2 separate regions of the Homo sapiens genome follow, and region 1 is linked to region 2. A link is a loop called in an ENCODE intact Hi-C map of the cell type or tissue named here. Cell type or tissue: mammary epithelial cell. All regions are shown on one strand. Each heading gives the region's core, and the rest is flanking DNA. Links, peaks and the distances in the headings are about the cores only.

Region 1 (9,983 bases), core at 802-8,801, 73 kb after region 2:
CAGAGCCCCCACCTAACCCACACTACTCACATGCATTACCTGCTCTGAACTCAGATATATCTGAGTGTGAGACCCTGTTAATGGGTCACTCTGGCTTAGGCTGTGCATCAATGAGACTCATCAGACTCAAGTGTTTGCTTCTTTGGGGCCCCTCCCTGTACCCTCTAATTAAACTCTATATTCAGTATAGGGTGTCAGGTCCCAGTTGGGTCTAAAATGGGAGGCATTTACAGCCATGGTCCCGGACCAGAATCACTTCAATGTTTTCACTGATCTGAAGATTTTCTTGGCAAGTAAGGGTTCAGAGAAGTTTGTTGAAGTTTGTGTCTAAGCTAGGTTAAGCGGAGGAATGTGTCTCAATTCAAAATGAGAGCAACTCTGGGGTTAAGCAAGAGAATGACCCATGATGAAGGTATTATGGAAATGTCCTCTGTGTGAGCTGGGTAGAGAAGAATATCCGGATTCCGGGCTTCACTCTGCCTCTAACAAGCTGTAAGATGAGTCACTGACCTCAGTTAGCCCCTGTCTCTTCACCTATAAAACAAAAGGGATGTTTCTGCATTTAGAGCCCAGCCCCTACGTTAGAATCACCTAGGGGACGTCTAAAAATGTTGATACTTAGACCCCTCCCTAGGCCAGTTGAATCTGATTCCTTGCAATGAGGGTCCAGGACACAGTTAACAAGATCTCCAAGGTCCCTTCCCATCCTCTAATTCTGTGGTCTCAGTGGCTTGGGAGCAGATGCCAGAATAGCCATTAACTCTGTTAATTTCTCCTGTATGTCAGATTGCCAGCAAAGAACATTCATTTCTCACACACACACACACACACAAACACACACACACACACACACATATAGAGGTGTGGTCATTGTTTTTCATTTTCTTTCTTTTTCTTTTTAATTTTTGAGACAATGTTTTACTCTGTTGTCCTGGCTGGAGTATAGTGGCGCAATCAGAGCTCACTGCAGCCTCACCCTCTCAGACTCAAGCTATCCTCCCGTCTCAGCCTCCCAAGTAGCTGGAACCATCTCTACTAAAAGTACAAAAATTAGCTGGGCATGGTAGCACACACCTGTAATCCCAGCTACTTGAGAGGCTGAGGCAGGAGAATTGCTTTAGCCTGGGAGGTAGAGGTTGCAGTGAGCTGAGATCGTGCCACTGCACTCCAGCCTGGGTGGCAAGACTCTGTCTCAAAAAAAAAAAAAAAAAGTGTTGGCCGGGCGTGGTGGCTCAAGCCTGTAATCCTAGCACTTTGGGAGGCCAGGACAGGTGGATTGCCCAAGCTCAGGAGTTCGAGACCAGCCTGGGCAACATGGTGAAACTCTGTCTCTACTAAAATACAAAAAATCAGCCGGGCATGGTAGCGGGTGCCTGTAATCCCAGCTACTTGGGAGGCTGAGGTAGAATTGCTTGAACCCAGGAGGCAGAGGTTGCAGTGAGCCAAGATCATGCCACTGCACTCCAACCTGGGTGACAGAGCAAGACTCTGTCTCCATTAAAAAAAAAAAAATGTTTTAATTAGCTGAGCAAGGTGGCATGCACCTGTAGTCCAGAGGCTGAGGCAGGAGGACTGCTTGATCCTAGGAGTCCCAGACCAGCCTGGGCAACCTAGCGAGACCCCATCTCTACAATAAATAAAAATAAAAATAAATCACTGGGTGTGGTGGTGCACAGGCCTGTAGTCCCAACTATTCAAGAGGCTAAGGTGGGAGGATGGCTTGAGCCCAGGAGTTCAAGGTTGACTGAGCCATGATTGCATCACAGTACTCTAGCCTGGGCAACAGAGTGAGGCTCTGATTCTAAAAATAAAAAATATTCATTACATGTTGAAACGACAATGTTTCAATTTAGTGGGTTTAGTAAAATATGTTATTAAAATGAATTTCACCCATTTCCTTTTACTTTTCTGAATATTATTCCTAGGAAATTTGAAATTACTTATATGACTCATATTTCTATTAGATAGTGCTAAAAGGTGTCCACTTTCTGAACCTCTTTTTTTTTTTTTTGAGACAGAGTCTTGCTCTGTCACCCAGGCTGGAGTGCAGTGGTGTAATCTCGGCTCACCGTGAGCTCTGCTTCCTGGGTGATTCAAGTGATTCTCATGCCTTCCAAGTAGCTGGAATTACAGGCGAGCACCACCCCATGCCCAGCTAATTTTTGTACTTTTGGTAGATACAGGGTGTCGCCATGTTGGCCAGGCTGGCCTTGAATTCCCGACTTCAAGTGATCTGCCTGCCTTGGCCTCCCAAAGTGCTGGGGTTACAGGCATAAGCCTCTGTGCCTGGCCTCTGAACCTTTAATTGAAGACTGTAGTTTGTTGTTCGCTTGTTTGTTTGTTTTTTTAGACAGCTTCTCATAATGAACTAAGTTGAAGGTCTGAAAAACATCCAATTGCCAGTCTTTACTGCACAGGGCACTGACTGTAACTATACAACCCTGATGGTTGGGGAAACAAATGTGGTACTTTCTGTGAATATGACAATTTTGTACACTGAAATATGGTCCATGGGAGAATCCTAGTGGAACGCTATGACTGGGAATAAGGTGGAGGTTCCTGGTCAGTTCCCCCTGCTTTCTATCTCACATTAGAGGTAGAATTTCAATGTATGTGCCACACCAGTTCTGCCCTCATGCAGTAAACATACGAGTGGTAAACCATGAACCAAAATAGTGAGTGCATTTAAAAGAGACATTTAAACGTCCAGTCCCATTCACTGCAACTTTGTTTTACTTTTGCTTTCTTTCTTGCTCTGTCACCCAGGCTGGAGTGTGTGGCACCATCTCGGCTTACTGCAACCTCCTGGGCTCAAGTGATTGTCCTGCCTCTGCCTCCCAAGTAGCTGGGATTACAGGCATGCACCACCATTCCCAGCTAATTTCTGTATTTTTAGTAGAGACAGGGTTTCGCCATGTTGGCCAGGCTGGTCTTGAATCCTGACCTCAAGTGATCCGCCCGCCTTGACCTCCCAAAGTCCTGGGATTACAGGCATGAGCCACTGTGCCTGGCCGCAACTTTGTTTTTCATCACTGGTCTCTCCCAGGCTTCAAAGCAGTTGTTGCTGTAGTCTTGTGGCATTTCTAGCCAAAAGGTCTGAGACTAGCAGTTATCGGCCCTCATCCTGCCTTATCATATAGCCACAATAGTGGGCAGGGAAGGGAAAACATGTAAGGCTGGGCGCTTGGAAGTAGGGCCAGCTTAAAGTACAGAAAAAGTGGGCAACCATCCAGAAAATGTGCACTCGGGTGTAGGAGCCTCCAACATACTATGAAGCTCTCCTGCTGAGCTGGCAAAAGCTCTTTTAGCTTGAGGCTTCCAGGTACATGTGCCCAGGTGTACCCTGTATGAGCCATTTATACCGTAGTGCGAATACTTTTCAGATCAATTTGATTCAATAAATATTGATTATGCATAGCTGCCCTAAGCAGATTTTGAAAAGGCTGTTGGGAGCTTCCTTCCAGACAGGGAGGGAAAGGGCGCAGACAGGAAGGCTGGGAGAGTTGACAACAAACGTCATCTAGCTCAAGGTCTAGCCAGTGTTTGGTGCTGCTGAGAAATGCTTCCTCTCAGAGGGAACTGACGCGCCAGCACCCACCACTGAATGGGGCCTCCAGCAATTCTTGGAGGCCTTTCACCATCCCTCACCGTGAGAACCTTCCTTTTCCTCTCCTTCATCTCCCCTGTGCCCCCACCACCACCCAGGCCCACATCTACCTCTATCGTAGAGCTTACTCTATGGCCTTGTTTACTTTCCTACCTCCCCGCTAGCACAAAGACCGAATATTATTCCTCTGTGAATCCGCAGAACCTCGAACAGTACTTAGCACTTAAGTGCTTGATCAGCGTTTGATGAATGAATACATGATTTTGCCTTCCCACCTCATGCAGCACGAGGAGGGGGATGCTAAGAGAGCCTAGCATCCCCACCACCATGGCATTTGGGGTGAAGGAGGTTGCAAACACCTGCATCAAACTGTGCCAGCATTTTTCAACGCTGGACACAACATTTTGAAACAAAGGTGAAGGGGAAGAGGCATAGGACAGGTCAGGGCATGCGGTATTACCACCCATGTGCACACATACCCATTCATATGCTGCCAAAATGTTGCTCTACCCTTTCCCAAGCACCCCTGTTACTGTTTAACCCAACCTCAGTAGCCTTCTAAGAGAAAGACCATTATAATGACTTGATCTGCATTAAAATAAAAAACAAAGTATGTCAAAACTTTTTCCCACAATCATAGGGCTATCACACTTTTTAACAAACTAAACCTCCACCATATCCCAGCGTTCGATATACTGCAAGTAAGTGCCTGGCACTCAGAAAGCTCAAGGTTCCAGCAACAGTTGTGTGGCCTTGGATAAGGAACACAGGGAGACTCTTTGTCCTCTTGTTTCTTCAGTGTATTAAAGGGAGATAGTGGTATATTCAAAGGGCATGAAAAAAGCTTAACATGAGTCTGCATGGAGCTCTTTGAAATGCATGAAGGGCACTACAGTGGATAAATTCAACACTTGTCCTAGTGTTCACTCAGAACCCTTGTCCGGACATTTATAAAATCCCTCTGTGGACATGTACACACACACACACACACACACACACACACACACACACACACACGCGCATGCATGCACGCACGCACATACACAAATATATCTAAAAGTGCTTAATTGTTTTTAAAATGTTTAAGTAAATACATTGTAATGATTATAAGGCCTCTGTACAATGTATCTAAGGCAAGCCTGCCAGGATAAGAGCTATTTGAGAAACTAAATCACATCATTGAAAGAATAGCAATGAGGCAATTGATGAAATATTGCATTAGCAGTGGCCTCTGACCCCATGTAATGCCAACCAAATGCTTTTTCCTCTCTTTGTAATTTAATCATTTTTCAATTAAATTAATTTCTTAAAATCACTCAGATAAGCCGCCTGTATTAAACACACACACGCACAAACACACACACAACTTCAGGTGTAGGTGAAATAAAGGACACTCTGCAATCACAATCACTGTGTTGTGATTCTGCTCCATTCTGGAAATGAATGATATCCTGTTTCCTTTTTTCTATATCTGACGAGAATTTTGCATAACTTCTTCCTGCTACAGTGTGAAGTCAAAGGCCCCCAAATACCCCCCAAGACAGAGACCCAGTCGCCACAATATAAAATTATGAAAGTACAGCCATAAGAGGCCCATAGCATGTTTGCTGGACAGACTGACTGGTTATTTTTAAAAGTTTACTTTAATACAAATGAACTGGCTGGGAAGGTGGCTTTGTAAAGGGAGCAACTCAGAAGAGTGCTAACAAGCCCGCCCCGCACGTCTGTGCTCAGGCTTGCTGGGAGAGCTTACTCCACACACATCCAGGAATTTGTTTGAGGACAGAGCGTGGTTAGGTCATGTTTTAAGAATGTTCTCTCATTATCCTGACTCAGAGGGCGCCGTGAGCCACAGAAGGGACGTTGCACAGTGATACCTTCTGTTCTGTCTGGTTTTCAAGAACTGCCTCACTGTACTGATGGCTGGAGACTGATGTCGCTCGAGGTTAACTCCTTCACGTCTTCTTTTTTACAGGGCTACAGGAAGAGCCCTTTTTCCTGTTGACATTTTTCAAACTTTGTAACCTAGGGGTTAGGCTTGTTAAGGGAGGGGAGGAGAGTGTCTAGGAGCAGTGACTGGAAACAGAGAAGAGACTACATGGAAGCAGAAGAGAGAACCAATTGAAAAGTCTGTAAAACCAGCCAAGAAATCTGTTCGGGAAAATAGAAACCTAAGAGCTGTGGTTTGGCAAGGAACTTTGACTCTTAATGAGAAAGGCAGAGAGAAGAGAAGGAGAGGAAGGATGGAGAGGGGAGGGGAAAGGAGAGAAGAGGAAGGACAGGCGGAGATCAAAAGAGAAAGAAAAGAGAGGGGAGTAAAAGGAGCAAGACCCAGGATGCAACAAAGAGGGACATCAGTAAGGGACATTATGAGGATTGCATTGGAACAAGAGGCTGGAAGTTAAAAATCAGGATATGCGGCCGGGTGCGGTGGCTCACACCTGTAATCCCAGCACTTTGGGAGGCCGAGACGGGCAGATCACCTGAGGTCAGCAGCCTGACAAATATGATGAAACCCTGTCTCTACTAAAAATACAAAAATTAGCCAGGCATGGTGGCATGCACCTGTAATCCCAGCTACTTGGGAGGCTGAGGCAGGGAGAATCACCTGAATCCGGGAGGCGGAGGTTGCAGTGAGCCAGATCGCGCCCGTTGCACTCCAGCCTGGGCGACAAGAGCAAAACTCAGCATCAGAAAAAAAAAAATCAGGCTATGCTACCCAACATGGAACATCTGGTCATGTGTGTGTCCCAGAACTGGGGAAAATTTCTTTGATAATTCATATTTGATCATGTCTCATGCTGATGGACAAGCTCATGCTTGAGTGACATTTTGATGTTTCATCAAAGGCTGTAGTAGGGATCACGAGGTCATAACTACCAATTCTAGTGGGGAACCTTCTCATGGGTCTCTACAATATGCTCCAGACGATATATCAGATGCACACACACACGCGCATATACGTGCATGCACATACGTACGCACAGAGGAATGCACATACACTTTAAAGCCATTCCATGGCTTTCCATTGTGCTTAGAATAAAACCTGACTCCAACTCTCACAACCTCACCAGGCTTCCCTCACAATAGTCTTCCAGCCACACCTTAAGCTTTCTTGAATCCCCTGAGCTTTCTCTCACCTTACAATCATCTCAGTCCTGTTTTCTCCACCCCCGGAGGCTGGCTTCTCTTCATCCTTCAGGTCTCACACAGAGAGGTCATCTTTGACCACCTGTGTAAATAGGGTCTCCCTGCTCCTCCCAATATTCTCTGTTGTGGCACTCTATTAGTGTCCTGGCACTCATTAGCATTTGTCAGTCAGTGTTTATTTATTTTTTAAATTTTTTTAATTTTTAATTTTTGTGGGTACATATTAGGTATATATATTTATGGGGTACGTGAAATGTTTTGACACAGGCATGCGATGTGTAATAATCACATCATGGAGAATGGCAAATCCAGCCCCTCAAGCATTTATCCCTTGTGTTACAAACAATCTAGTTATACTCTTTCAGTTATTTTTATTTATTTATTTATTTATTTGAGACGGAGTCTTGCTCTGTCTCCCAGGCTGGAGTGCAGTGACGCGATCTCGGCTCACTGCAAGCTTCGCCTCCCGGGTTCATGCCATTCTCCTGCCTCAGCCTCCTGAGTAGCTGGGACTACAGGCACCCACCATCACGCCCAGCTAATTTTTTGTATTTTTAGTAGAGACAGGTTTTCACCGTGTTAGCCAGGATGGTCTCGATCTCCTGACCTCGTGATCCACCTGTCTCGGCCTCCCAAAGTGCTGGGATTATAGGCATAAGCCACCATGCCCGGCCCTTTTTTAGTTATTTTAAAATGTACAATTAAGTTATTATTAATTGACAAGTTATTATAGTCACCTTGTTGTGCTATCAGATGGTAGGTCTTATTCCTTCTATTTTTTGTACCCATTAACATGATCCTCCTTCCTTCCACCCCCTCCCCACTATCCTTCCCAGCCTCTGGTAACCATCCTTCTACACTTAATGTACATGAGTTTAATTGTTTTGATTTTTAGATCCCACAAATACGTGAGAACATGCAATGTTTGTCTTTCTGTGCCTGGCTTATTTCACCTAACATGATCTCCAGTTCCATCCATGTTGCTGAAAATGACAGAATCTTATTCTTTTTTTATGGCTGAATAGCACTCCGTTGTGTATATGTACCACATTTTCTTTATTTATTCATCTGTTGATAGACACTTAGACTGCTTCCAAATCTTAGCTTTGTCAGAGGCCTGGCACAGTGGCTCACACCTGTAATTCCAACACTTCGGGAGGCCGAGGCAGGTGGATCCCTAGAGGCCAGGAGTTCGAGACCAGCCTAGCCAACATGGTGAAACCCCGCGTCTACTAAAAATACAAAAATTAGCCAAGTGTGGTGCTGGGTGCCTGTAGTCCCAGGTACAGGAGGCTAGGGCACGAGAATTGCTTGAACCCAGGAGGCGGAGGTTGCAGTGAGCCGAGATTGTGCCACTGCACTCCAGCCTGGGTGACAGAGTAAGGCTCTGTCTCAAAACAAAACAAAACAAAATCCTAGCTATTGTGAACAGTGGTGCAATAAACATGGAGTGCACATATCTCTTCAATATACTGATTTCCTTTCTTTTGGATATATACCCAGCAGTGGGATTGCTGGATCATATGTCCTATTTTTAGTTTTTTGAGGAACCTCCAAACTGTTCTCCACAGTGGTTATACTAATTTACATTCCCACCAACAGTGTATGGGGGTCCCCTTTTCTCTACTAAAAATACAAAATTAGCTGGGCATAGTGGCGCATGCCTGTAATCCCAGCTACTTGGGAGGCTAAGGCAGAAGAATTGCTTGAACCCGGGAGGCGGAGGTTGCAGTGAGCCAAGATCGCACCATTGCATTCCAGCCTGGGCAACAGAGCAAGACTGTCTCAAAACAAAAACAAAAACAAAAACAAAATGTTGTGGAGTAGCGTCCACTTCCTGAAGGTTCAGAAGTTGCTCAGTGCTTATGTTCCTCTGCCCTCTTGATGAGATGGATTTTTTTTTTTTTGGCTCGAGTGTTTATCTGTCCAGAAGCATATTTAATGTTCATGTGGGATTCTTGACACTGACATCGCTTTCTGAAGCCTGAGTCTTGCCCACGGCTCGATGATCAGTCCACAAATCAAACTCTTGGCCAAATATGCACAGCTCGAGTTTATCCAGAGTCCAAACAAATCAGATACTCCTTCTGGACAGAAGTCAAATTCTTCCTTTTGGTAAGAATTTTTCAGAAATGCAAAAAAGCAGTATGTTTTATGTTCTCAAAGTTCCTATAATCACATCCAATCTTGTATCAGATGCATTAACGGCCATAATGGTTTGAAAAGTCTGAAGCTTCCAAAACAGATAAATAAATCAAAGCCCATTTGAACTTTTGAGTAATATTTCAGTACTATAGGATCCAAAAACTTTAATGAGTTTGCCCCCTCTTTGTAAAACAGCACAATAGATCAGCTACAGTTACAAGTGAGGAAAATTCTAAGGGATCTCCCAGAGGACATGCTTTTTTTAAAAAATTGTAATTAATTATAGGGAATTTGCCAGTCTCTAATGGAGTCTACTTCATTCTACAAAAGAACTGGATCTCAAATATCTGCCCTATGAAAGCCCAACAGACATTACTAAATTTCACACAGTTCATGGATGGCTGCAAGCCCTAAACTGGATACGCTCTCAGTTTCATGAAATTAGATGATCTCTAACAAAAATCAGAGATGCGATCATAAAATGTCACTTTCTGAAATTCAGCATAAAAAGTAATCAATATAAAATTAACCACAAAGGTATCAGTAGCATTTTAAAGAAGTAACAGCTTTTATTTATTTATTATTATTATTTTTTGAGACAGAGTCTCACTCTGTCTCCCAGGCTGGAGTGCAATGGCACAATCTCGGCTCACTGCCACCCCCACCTCCCGAATTCAAGCAATTCTCCCTGCCTCAGCCTCCCAGGTAGCTGAGACTATAGGCTCCCGCCACCACACCCAGCTAATTTTTGTATTTTTAGTAGAAACAGGGTTTCTCTATGTTGGCCAGGCTGGCCTTGAACTCCTGAACTCAAATGATCCACCCGCCTCGGCCTCCCAAAGTGCTGGGATTACAGGTGTGAGCCACTGTGCCCGGCCAAAGTAACAGCTTTTAGAGATGCTTTATAAATGCATGGGTGATGTACTTTAGGGTGTCTCATCTCAGCAAGGAGAATGAAATCTATGTACATGATGTAAGCAATAATGATAGCTACCGTTTGTTGAGCAGCTACTGTGTCAGGCACAATGCCAGAAACTTTACATACACTATTTCATTAATCCTCATGACAATCCATTGAGAA
Region 2 (9,983 bases), core at 838-8,837:
TATCATCAGAGGGACAGGTCAAACAATATGATTATTTTTAATGGCACTGGCGGAATCTAGATATGTTTTGTTTTTTATGTATCAAGTCAGTTTCAAACCACCAAAGACAACTATGGGGCAGAAAATAATGTATGAAATTGGCTGATGGGCCTGTAAACGTACAAACCTGGGATATAAAAAGCACTTCAGTGGGCATTGTATAAACAAGGAGAAAATTGTATCCAAAAACAACCTGCAAAACTGCAGAGGAAGCAGCATCTTTGGAAAACAATGAGTCATAAATCTTTTTTTTCTCCTCTGATGGACAGACAATACAAAATGGGACTAGCATCAATATTGATAAGTGTTTCTACTACACTGCCATTTCAGCATGTCTCAGGAAGTCCTGAGCATGGTCTGTGTGGAGTTTAAGAAGTAAGGAATCCTCAAATTAAACACTTCTGGAAATCTGTGTGTTGTCTGGAAGCAGTGTTCCTGATTTCCAATTCGGTCCCTTCATAAGTCAGCTATCGAAATACACATTTCACTGCAAATTCATTAGTTCAGTACTAAGACAAGTTCAGATGGCCATCTTTATTGGATTCATGGAAAATTATATAAAAAGTTTATTGCATTAGAGAAAAAATAATGCGTCCTTTCTAAGAAAAAGAAGCAAGCTAGAATTAATTTCCTTGAGAATCTAGTTATAAAAGCTGATGACAGCCAAGTGTTCCCTGCAGAATCTCCCAGGGGTAGATGAGCAGAATGGTAGAGACTTAGGACAGCAGATGTATAGGTGTAGGGTAGATTTGGCCTCAGTTCTTCATCTCTCCTTCTTTCCATATCCCTTGCCACGTGACTGCCGCTCATCCCCAAAAGGGAAAAAGTGCATTTTCCTACCCTTTGACTCTGAATTTGGCCATCTGATTTACTTGAGCCAAAGGAACATTCACATATGTAATGCAAATAGAGACTTAAAAAACATTTGCTCAATTGAACATGTACCCTTCCACCTCTGCCACTGCAAAGAGAAGAATGTGTCCAGGTTGGCTGGCTGGTCACAGGAGGGGAAGAGAGACACACAGAGTAGAGTTGCCCGGCCAGACTCAGTATAGAAGAGAGCTCCAGCTGACAATAGATGCATGGAGCAATCCTAGCCTAGATCAGCCAAACCCCTTGTTATACAATAATTAACCAATAGAGGTGTTATGGGATCATGTTGACTCCCCAGATCATTCCATAACCTCAGAATAGCTCTAATATAAGGGTTAATAACCACATGAATCTACAGAGACATTAGTGGACATTTGCATTATGGGTCCACTGTTCCTATCCAAAAACCGCAGAAAGCCTTCTCCATTCTAAGGAAAGATCCTGAGATTTTTTCCTGAAAACTCTCACCGTGGTTTGAGTTACTCCAGAAGTTAACTCAGATGAGGGCTGGGTGCAGTGGCTCACGCCTGTAATCCCAGCACTTTGGGAGGCTGAGGTGGGTGGACCACTTGAGGTCAGGAGTTCAAGACCAGCCTGCCCGACATGTGAAACCCTGTCTCTATTAAAAATACAAAAACGGGCAGGGCGTGGTGACTCAAGCCTGTAATTCTAGCACTTTGGGAGGCCAAGGCGAGCAGATCACAAGGTCAGGAGTTCAAGACCAGCCTGACCAATATGGTGAAACCCCATCTCTACTAAAAATACAAAAATTAGCCAGACGTGGTGGTGCGCACATGTAGTCCCAGCTACCCGGGAGGCTGAGGCAGGAGAATTGCTTGAACTCAGGAGGCAGAGGTTGCAGTGAGCCGAGATCGCACCATTGCACTCCAACCTGGGCGACAGAGCGAGACTCCATCTCAAAAAAAAAAAAAACAAAAACAAAAATCAGTCGTGCATGGTGGCACGTTCCCGTAGTCCCAGCTACTCAGAATGCTGAGGCAGGAGAATCACTTGAACCTGGGAGGTAGCGGCTGCAGTAAGTCAAGATCACATCATTGCATTCCAGCCTGGGTGACACAGCAAGGCTCTGTCTCAAAAAAAAAAAAAAAAAAAAAGAAGTTAACTCAGATGAGGAATCAAGTGCAAGTAGTTTAAGTGATGTAAGTACGGAAGCACATGATAGAAGGGAAGGAAAGCAGACGGTACAGGAGGTGCTACCAAGCTAGCCACAGCTATGGACAACTGGAGATCAATCCCACTGCGGGAGTCTGAGCACCAGTGTGGAATATACTCAGAACAGGCTCCTCTGAGGGATGGGGAGCTCTGGTATTTCTTTAATCCTGCCAGTCATTGACTAAGGGCTGCCCTAGGGGGAATGATCTCCGGGCATTTCCAGGGTGCCACACTAGCAGCGGCCAGAGAGCACCCTCAGGCAGGGAAATGCAGGTTCTTGCAATGGGAAGTCTCACATTCTACAGCAGAAGTGGTAAGGCAAAGGGATACGTGCAGAGCACTGGCAGCACTTGCTACAACCCTGCTGTGGTGTAACCTCAGCTTGGGGAGCATGAAATCCTGGCAGCTTGGATGCCAGGCAGGACACGCACATACAGGTCAGATCTTTGGATCAGTGGGATACTATGTGTCCTGACAAGAGCCATGAGCTCTTCCATGCCAACTTCCTTTTATACATTTGCACATTTTCCTGTAGCTTCCCCAGTCCTTTCTCATATCCTCATACCACTGTTTATGGTGTCCACCCCACTGGGGTGAAAATGGGTGACAACAGCCATGACTGGCTCTTGTTGCAGCTGCCCACCATCTGACAATTTAGTTCCATCTGGTCCGTGAAGCAAGTAATGCTCTCCGTGAAATTAGAGACACAGGGCCTGCAATCTCACACACAAACGCAGGTCAGGCTTCCCTCTGAAAGGTACAACATCCAGTGTGAGTACAGTCAGACCTAACTCCACACAGTAGCTGTGGGTTTAAAAAGCTATGTATTTTCATCAGTGCTCCTCAAACTTTTTCATCAAACTTCCATTATCAGTGGGAGAAGGTAGATCATGTATTCCTGCTTGTAGCTCAAAGTGGGATTATTTGAGTATAAAAATGTTTTATTCAACATGGACATGGAGTTTTTGTCTACCAGCATCCTTTTCTAGAAGGAAAACACAGTCCCCCTCACTGCATCCTTGCTGTGGGGCTGTCATTTATAATTGCTTTGGATCCTTGGTCACAGGGCTGGGCTGTAGATAGGCAAGGTCAAGCATGGTATTCCATGGGCACCTGCCTCCAGCAGGGCCAACTGAAGTCTCGTATTATATTATATTATATTATATTATATTAATTTAGAGACAGAGTCTTGCTCTGTGACCCAGGCTGGCGTGCAATAGTGGGATCTCGGCTTACTGCAACCTCCATCTCCCAGGTTCAAGCCATTCTCCTGCCTCGCCTCCTGAGTAGCTGGGATTACAGACACCCGCCACCACACCTGGATAATTTTTGTATTTTTAGTAGAGATGGGGTTTCACCATGTTGGCCAGGCTGGTCTCAAACTCCTGACCTCAGGTGATCTGCCCTCCTCGGCCTCCCAAAGTGCTGGGATTACAAGTGTGAGCCACCACACTCAACCTGAAGTATCTTTTTTAAAATTGGTGTATAAATATGAAGAGAAAGAAGTTATTTCTCTTCTGTGGGTGGCTAAGCAAAGAGAATAAGGACTGGAGTTGCCAGCAGTCAGTTTAACTGTAACTTGGAGAAAGCCTCCACACAGAATGAGGCCAAGCAGAGCAGAAAGATGGAAAGAGCTACAGCTCTGACAACATCATTGGAACACCTAGATCCAGCCATACCTGAAGCTTCATGGGCTTCCCAGACAAGTGAACCCCTCCAAAAAGATGGGTGGTGGGGGGTGGTGGGCGGCAGTTGCTTAAGTTAATTCATTTGTAATTGGAAGCTTTATAAAGTGGTTGATAAGGCTGACATTCCAGAAAAAAAGGACCTTGTTTACCCTGTGGCTTCATATTTCCCCAGCACATATACCCTAGGAAAATATGAGGCTGGATTTAGAATCACGACCTCACATCTTTATTTCAGAGATGCTTTAATTGCACCTTTGACTATTCTTCATATCAGCATAGATTCTGAATACTTTTGGTCTAAATTTCCCTGGCCCCTCCCCAACCTGAGCCTCCCCAGCTACCTGCTCCTCCACTGTTCCCTGTGGTACCTAAAGGTCTGCTCCCATCCTCCTTGGGTCCCCTGCTCTCCACTTGACGTGGCTCTGTGCTCAGGCACCCTTCTTCCCCGCCTCCCCCATCCCTACCTTGGAAAGTAAAACCCATGAGATGTTAGCCACTGAGGAGAGAAGCTTGGAACAGATTTCTGGGGTCAAACCAGAGAGGACTATACCAAGGTGGCATGCCATTGCCAGAGTGGACTGGGAAGACTCCCTGCTGTTGAAGCAGTGAGTTTGGCTTTTAGGAACAGAGGGCAAAGGCAGGGTCCCAAGCCTAACACAACAACCACAGAATACTCCTCTCTTATTAAGAAACTATGTGCCGGGCGCAGTGGCTCACACTTGTAATCCTAGTAGCATTTTGGGAGACCAAGGCGGGTGGATCACCTGAGGTCAGGAGTTCGAGACCAGCCTGAGCAACATGGTGAAAACCTGTCTCTATTATAAATACAAAAAAAATTAGCTGGGCATGGTGGTGGGCACCTGTAATCCCAGCTACTCGGGAGGCTGAGGCTGGAGAATCGCTTGAACCTGGGAGGCGAAGGTTGCAGTGAGCCAAGATTGTACCATTGCACTCCAACCTGGGCAACAGGAACGAAACTGCATCTAAAAAAAAAAAAAAAAGAAAGAGAAAAGAAAAAGACACTATGGTACGTGTAGCACTAACATGCTCCCTAAGCACACAAAAGAAGTAGCAGACAGGCCCTACTTTCCAGGCAATTTTAATTTAGCCAAAGGATAAAGTAAAAATGTAGAGAACCGTCACAAGGTAAAATAGAACCGAGTGCCTGGCAGAGCAGGAAAAAGGGTATGAGTAATCAGCAGATGAGGTAGAAGGGCTGAGTGAGGTGAGTTAGCAGGAGAGGGACTCTCGGAGGAAATGAATCTTGAGCCAGGCCCTGAAGGAAGTCATTGACAAATGTAAACTCTCCAGCGGGCCACAGAGGAAGAGGCTGGGCTGTCTGCAGGAGTTGTGTAACTCACATATGCTCTGACCTGTTTGTCTGTGAAGACTCAGACCAGCTCTGAAGCTATTTAGCCTTGATCTCTAAGTCTACACAAAACCACTGTCTTGGTTAAAGAAATGTAGTATGTTTGGCACAAGGCACACCCTATAGATGATGTCATGTCTATAGATCAAAGCCAGGCTAATGTCACCAGGCAAGGGAAGAAGACTTGGAAAACACAGTCTGTATTATGCTTTTTCTTTTTTTAGCCTTCTGTTTCCAAGGTTAGTTTTTAGGGTGAAGATTTTCATCTTGATTACAGCTCTTGGTAAATGAAGGTCATTTTTAAAGTCTGATTCCTGGAAGTGAAATGTAGAATTTATGGAAACACAAATTCTTGATATGTTAATTGTGCTAATTGAAATAGAGGGCCTCTTTAAAACAACAACAACAAAAAAGAAAACAACACAAAAATCTTTTTGCCTTAGGAGCAGAAAGTGAATGAGAGACATAATAATGGAGTTTGCAGATTGTTCTTTCCTTGCAAGAGACATCAGCTGAAACACAGTCTTTAGCCATAATGAAAACACATTTTTAAGTTCCTTGCTTATTCTGGCAAGATAAAAACAAGTTGTCATGAAACCACTTCTGTCAAGACTAGAAGCTTTGGCCTTATCGCCATTGTTAAAGGCAATCCAAGAAATACTATTTAAGGCTAATTTTGTTGCCCTTTTGAAGAGACTTTTGAAATCATAAAAAAAGAGTCCAGACAATAAGCTGGATAGGAAGGACAAGTTCCTCCTTGGCAGCCAGTGTCGAATTACACTGTCCCCTGTCTGTGGATAAAACAGAATTGTGCTCTTCAGACTGCCAACCCCTTACTTGACAACCACTACAAAAAGTTAACAATAAATGAAACTGACAGCCCACTTCACCAGATTGGGAGTACATCTGAACTTCTACGGCAAGACAGCTGGACTTGAGTTCATTTCCCTGGAGGCTGGGCTACAGCAATACCTAATGAAAACAATGATGGACATATATTTATTTCCAAGGCATTTGTAGCCTGCACCCTGGTTCCAGTCTTATCGCAGAAGCTGGATCAATTTTCACATCTTTTCACTAAATGGATGGGATGTGAAATTACTCCTATTGACAATAAGCATTCTCAAGGGCTGTGGTAATTGTGTAGCCCAGCACAGCAGAAAAGAGGTGCTAACAAAAGCACATAGACAATTGGTTACCATCAATTTCCTGTGGCATTGGTACATGTGAGTAAGGCAGTTAAAAAAAAAAAATGCGGTCCTGGGTAAAGCCTATACCTTCTCCATCAGTAGCAAATCCAACCAGCAGAATGCAGGTGGCAGGTGATTTCTCCCCCAGCAATCTCTGAAAAGTGTGCGGTACCAAATCTAATCACAGCCAGGATTTGTAGACTGAGAAACCAAGGGCCTAACCTTCTGCCTGGTCATTTCTGCATATCGCCTCCCCCTGCCCCCATCGCACTCCATTCCTCCCATCTTTTATGCTACCCCATTTGTGAGATGAGTGCCAAATGACCTCTTTGACAATGGACCAGAGTGGACAGCTTCATTTTCATTCCCATCTTTAAAGGTTTGACCTATGTGAGATGCTTGGATTAGAAACAGCTCCTGGCTCCTGCCTTCTTATTGGTTTTGTCTCAAATGCACTGGCCTATATATATATCAGGAACAAAGAATGAAGACAAAAGTAAGCCCATTGGTGAGGTGAGTTAGGACCCAGGCAGAGAGCCTGATGGAGTATGTAAATGAAATATACTGCCCTTGGTCTCCAGATCTCAGATTGTCTTGCAGATACCAAAAGCTGATCCAGCACTAATGAAACATCATTCTTAGGAAGGTGCCCATAAGGTCAATTTCTTCACCATTATACAAATGATTTATTTCCTCTAAAATAGTCCATCTAATTCAACCAAAAGTAAATTTAATAAAAAGCACTTTATATGCTTGCATAAATATAACTTAAGTAGGAAGTTGCTATTTTGACAGCTTGACAATAAAGGTAGAAGCAATGGGAAAACAATTTTCATGAACCGTATAGATACTGAATTTACAATGTTACGAGATCAGGTCCACCTTTTGAAAATTCTGGTTCGGTTTGGAGCTGTCAATCAGTCAACAAAAGGGCACATTTCTTTCATGCCTTTGTCTGCCTGAAGTTAAAAAATAAAATAAAATGTTTCTGTCCAGGTTTTCTATCAAAGAATTTCCTTTTTGCAGTCCTGGAAAAACCAGATAGAAGAAGGAAACCATTTACTGAGTGTCAGCCATTATGTTAGGTATTTTATATACAGTATATATTTCACAAATGTTATCTAATTTAATTTTTATAATACTGAGGAATTATTCAACCCCAGGGTATCTGGCCTCTGAGCTTGGGCCCCTCCCTCTCTATGCTATTATGATACACTGTTTGCCAATTTTCAGAGAAATAGAGTACAATAAAATTTACTTGGCAGTAATGAAAACAATTTATTCTATTGTGATCAAAAAGACACTTTACCTCAAGTTTTATTTATCTAAATAGCAACTATCATGGCTTAGTTTTATTACTTGTACATCCATTGTAGTTAAAAGATGGGTGTTAGGCTGAATCTTTACTGATCCTGTTATTTTCTAATATCAAATTATTTATTTAATACCTTTTCTAATAAAATGAGAGGGTAGGGCCAGGCGCAATGGCTCATGCCTCTAATCCCAGCACTTTGGGAGGCCGAGGTGGGCAGATCACCTGAGGTCAGGATTTTGAGACCAGCCTGGCCAACATGGTGAAGCCCTGTCTCTACTAAAAATACAAAAATTAGCCAGCCATGGTGGCATGCATCTGTAATCCTAGCTACTTGGGAGGCTGAGGCAGAAGAATCACTTGAACCCAGGAGGTGGAGGTTGCAGTGAGCCGAGATCGCACCACTGTACTCCAGCCTGGGCAACAGAGTGAGACTCTTGTCTCAAAAAATAAATAAATACATAAATAAATAAATAAATAAATAAAATGAGAGGGCAGAAAAAAATGGTGGTTACTTGAATCTTTTTGGTTGTATGGATTGTGTGTAGTATTTGGTATTATTTACTTATTTGTGTAGGTCCATTGTAGCATATTCCCAACCTTTGGGCTTGGGACTTTAAGCAAAATAAAATTAAAGGCCTTAATTCTCCTAAACAAATATTTTGGTTTTTATTTAATGGTAAAATTAGATAACATTAACAATATGAACAGGCTCAAGAAGGGTTGAGATAAATTTATATACCAACCCCGTCATTGTGTGAGGGCTGCTTCAGAGCTGAGTTGGGTGGTCATGTCCCAGCGCTTCTGCCTTCCACATGGGTAGGTTCAAGAAGGGTTGAAATAAATGTATGGAACTCGACTGCCTAATAATAGATTAAGAGAAATTAAGGAATTGGGAATGTATTCTAATTTCAGAGAGCAATGCCGTAGAAAACCACCACCCTTCTCCATAGAATATTACTTGAAGAGTATTAAGAGAAACACTGCATTTTTCATGCATTTCTCAAGTTTATTTCCAACAGCTTTCCTTCAAAACTCATTTTGCTTCATCACTATCTAATCTCCTAATTTTATCAGCATTTTCTAAACCTCCCAGGAGAAAAATCTGAGAATAGCACTTTCCAATAATGGGTTCTTTAAAATACTAAGGTCTGTGATATGCTAATAAGGTTCTGCCAAATAAAGAATCTCTTTAGGGAATACTAGATTAAAGAAAATCACACAGGTTTCACTTCTAGTAAAGGCCAAGTAACTCATGTTAGACCAACCCTTCTGTAGACAAAGACTAAATTCTTGAGAAAATATACTCTCAAAAAATACAGACAACTATTTGAAGTTACTAAAAAATGATCAAAAATGGGCTGTAATACTGAAGAAGGGAATGGCATTGGATGAATTTCCCATTTTTACAGCTTTTGGTCCTAGAACAGGCTCTACAGAGAGCTGTTCCAGGAAGAATGGTTAAAACTCAAATAGAAGCTCAGTGTTACTTGGAGAACTAGAAACACAGCTCTGGATAACTACAGCAGCTAGCAAGTGGGGGACATCTCAGAAAGGAGAGAACCAGAAAGGAGGAGGCCCAAATTCTATGCATAAATCTCTGGCTGACATCTGAACCATGCATGCATGGAACAGATTCCAAGAAGCCCAGCTAAAAATAAATTAACTGAGATTTTAGTGATGTCTTTCTCCAGGAAGACAGAGTTTGCAGTGTGAGTTCAGCCAGGTTAACTTTCTGCTAAAACAAAAACGGAAATCTCTTTAAAGGAACATCATAAAATTCAGAATGTCTATACCATATCATTCACATTGTCCAGAATGCAATCCAAAATTACTCAGCATACAAAGAAATCAGAAAATGTGACTCCTACAAGAGAAAAGATAATCAACAAAGACCGACACCTAGAGGACCCCAATATTGGAATTAGCCGACAAGGATTTTAAAGTAGCTATTATAACTATGCTCAACAATGTAAAGGAAAATATGCTTATAATGAATTTGACCACAGAACATTAAAGAACATCTCTATGGAACACAGTTTGAGAAATGCCACCCTAGAGATTCAAATGAAGCTACCTGCAATTAGACTACAAACAAAAGACCCATAGTTTTGGGTTGACTCTGATATTGAGTCAATATTCAGTAGGGCAAATACAATTCTCAGTTATGAGTCAGAGAAAAAACATACATTATTTGCTTTGTGCCAGATAACATCATTTCACAAAATAGGCTTTGTTATTTTTGATTTAATATAAAGTCTGGGTTTAGAAAAGTTAAATTAATTATTTGCTCAAGGTTACTCAATTAGTAAGTATAGACTGGGATTCAAACTCAGTTT

The links. Peaks named below come from ENCODE experiments on the same cell type or tissue, not always from the same donor. Only the 100,000 strongest peaks of a DNase experiment are listed, where the experiment ranks them.
Region 1: a loop joins it to region 2, with 2.4 times the contacts of the local background. A loop is called at or near these places in 5 of 110 quality-filtered maps.

The regions. Positions count from the first base shown.
Region 1 is chr17:62,815,461-62,825,443 of GRCh38, reverse strand. All of the region lies in intron 1 of MARCHF10-DT (MARCHF10 divergent transcript), which reads right to left. Among named protein-coding and RNA genes, the nearest start is that of MARCHF10-DT, 12 kb to the right of the region's middle. RefSeq lists an enhancer at 1-299. In mammary epithelial cell, for the core only: no CTCF peak of the experiment used is centred there; DNase peaks (open chromatin) are centred at 2,073 and 5,413; H3K27ac peaks cover 5,264 bases.
Region 2 is chr17:62,888,223-62,898,205 of GRCh38, reverse strand. No RefSeq gene overlaps it. Among named protein-coding and RNA genes, the nearest start is that of MIR633, 51 kb to the left of the region's middle. In mammary epithelial cell, for the core only: no CTCF peak of the experiment used is centred there; DNase peaks (open chromatin) are centred at 2,065, 2,245 and 5,065; H3K27ac peaks cover 2,659 bases.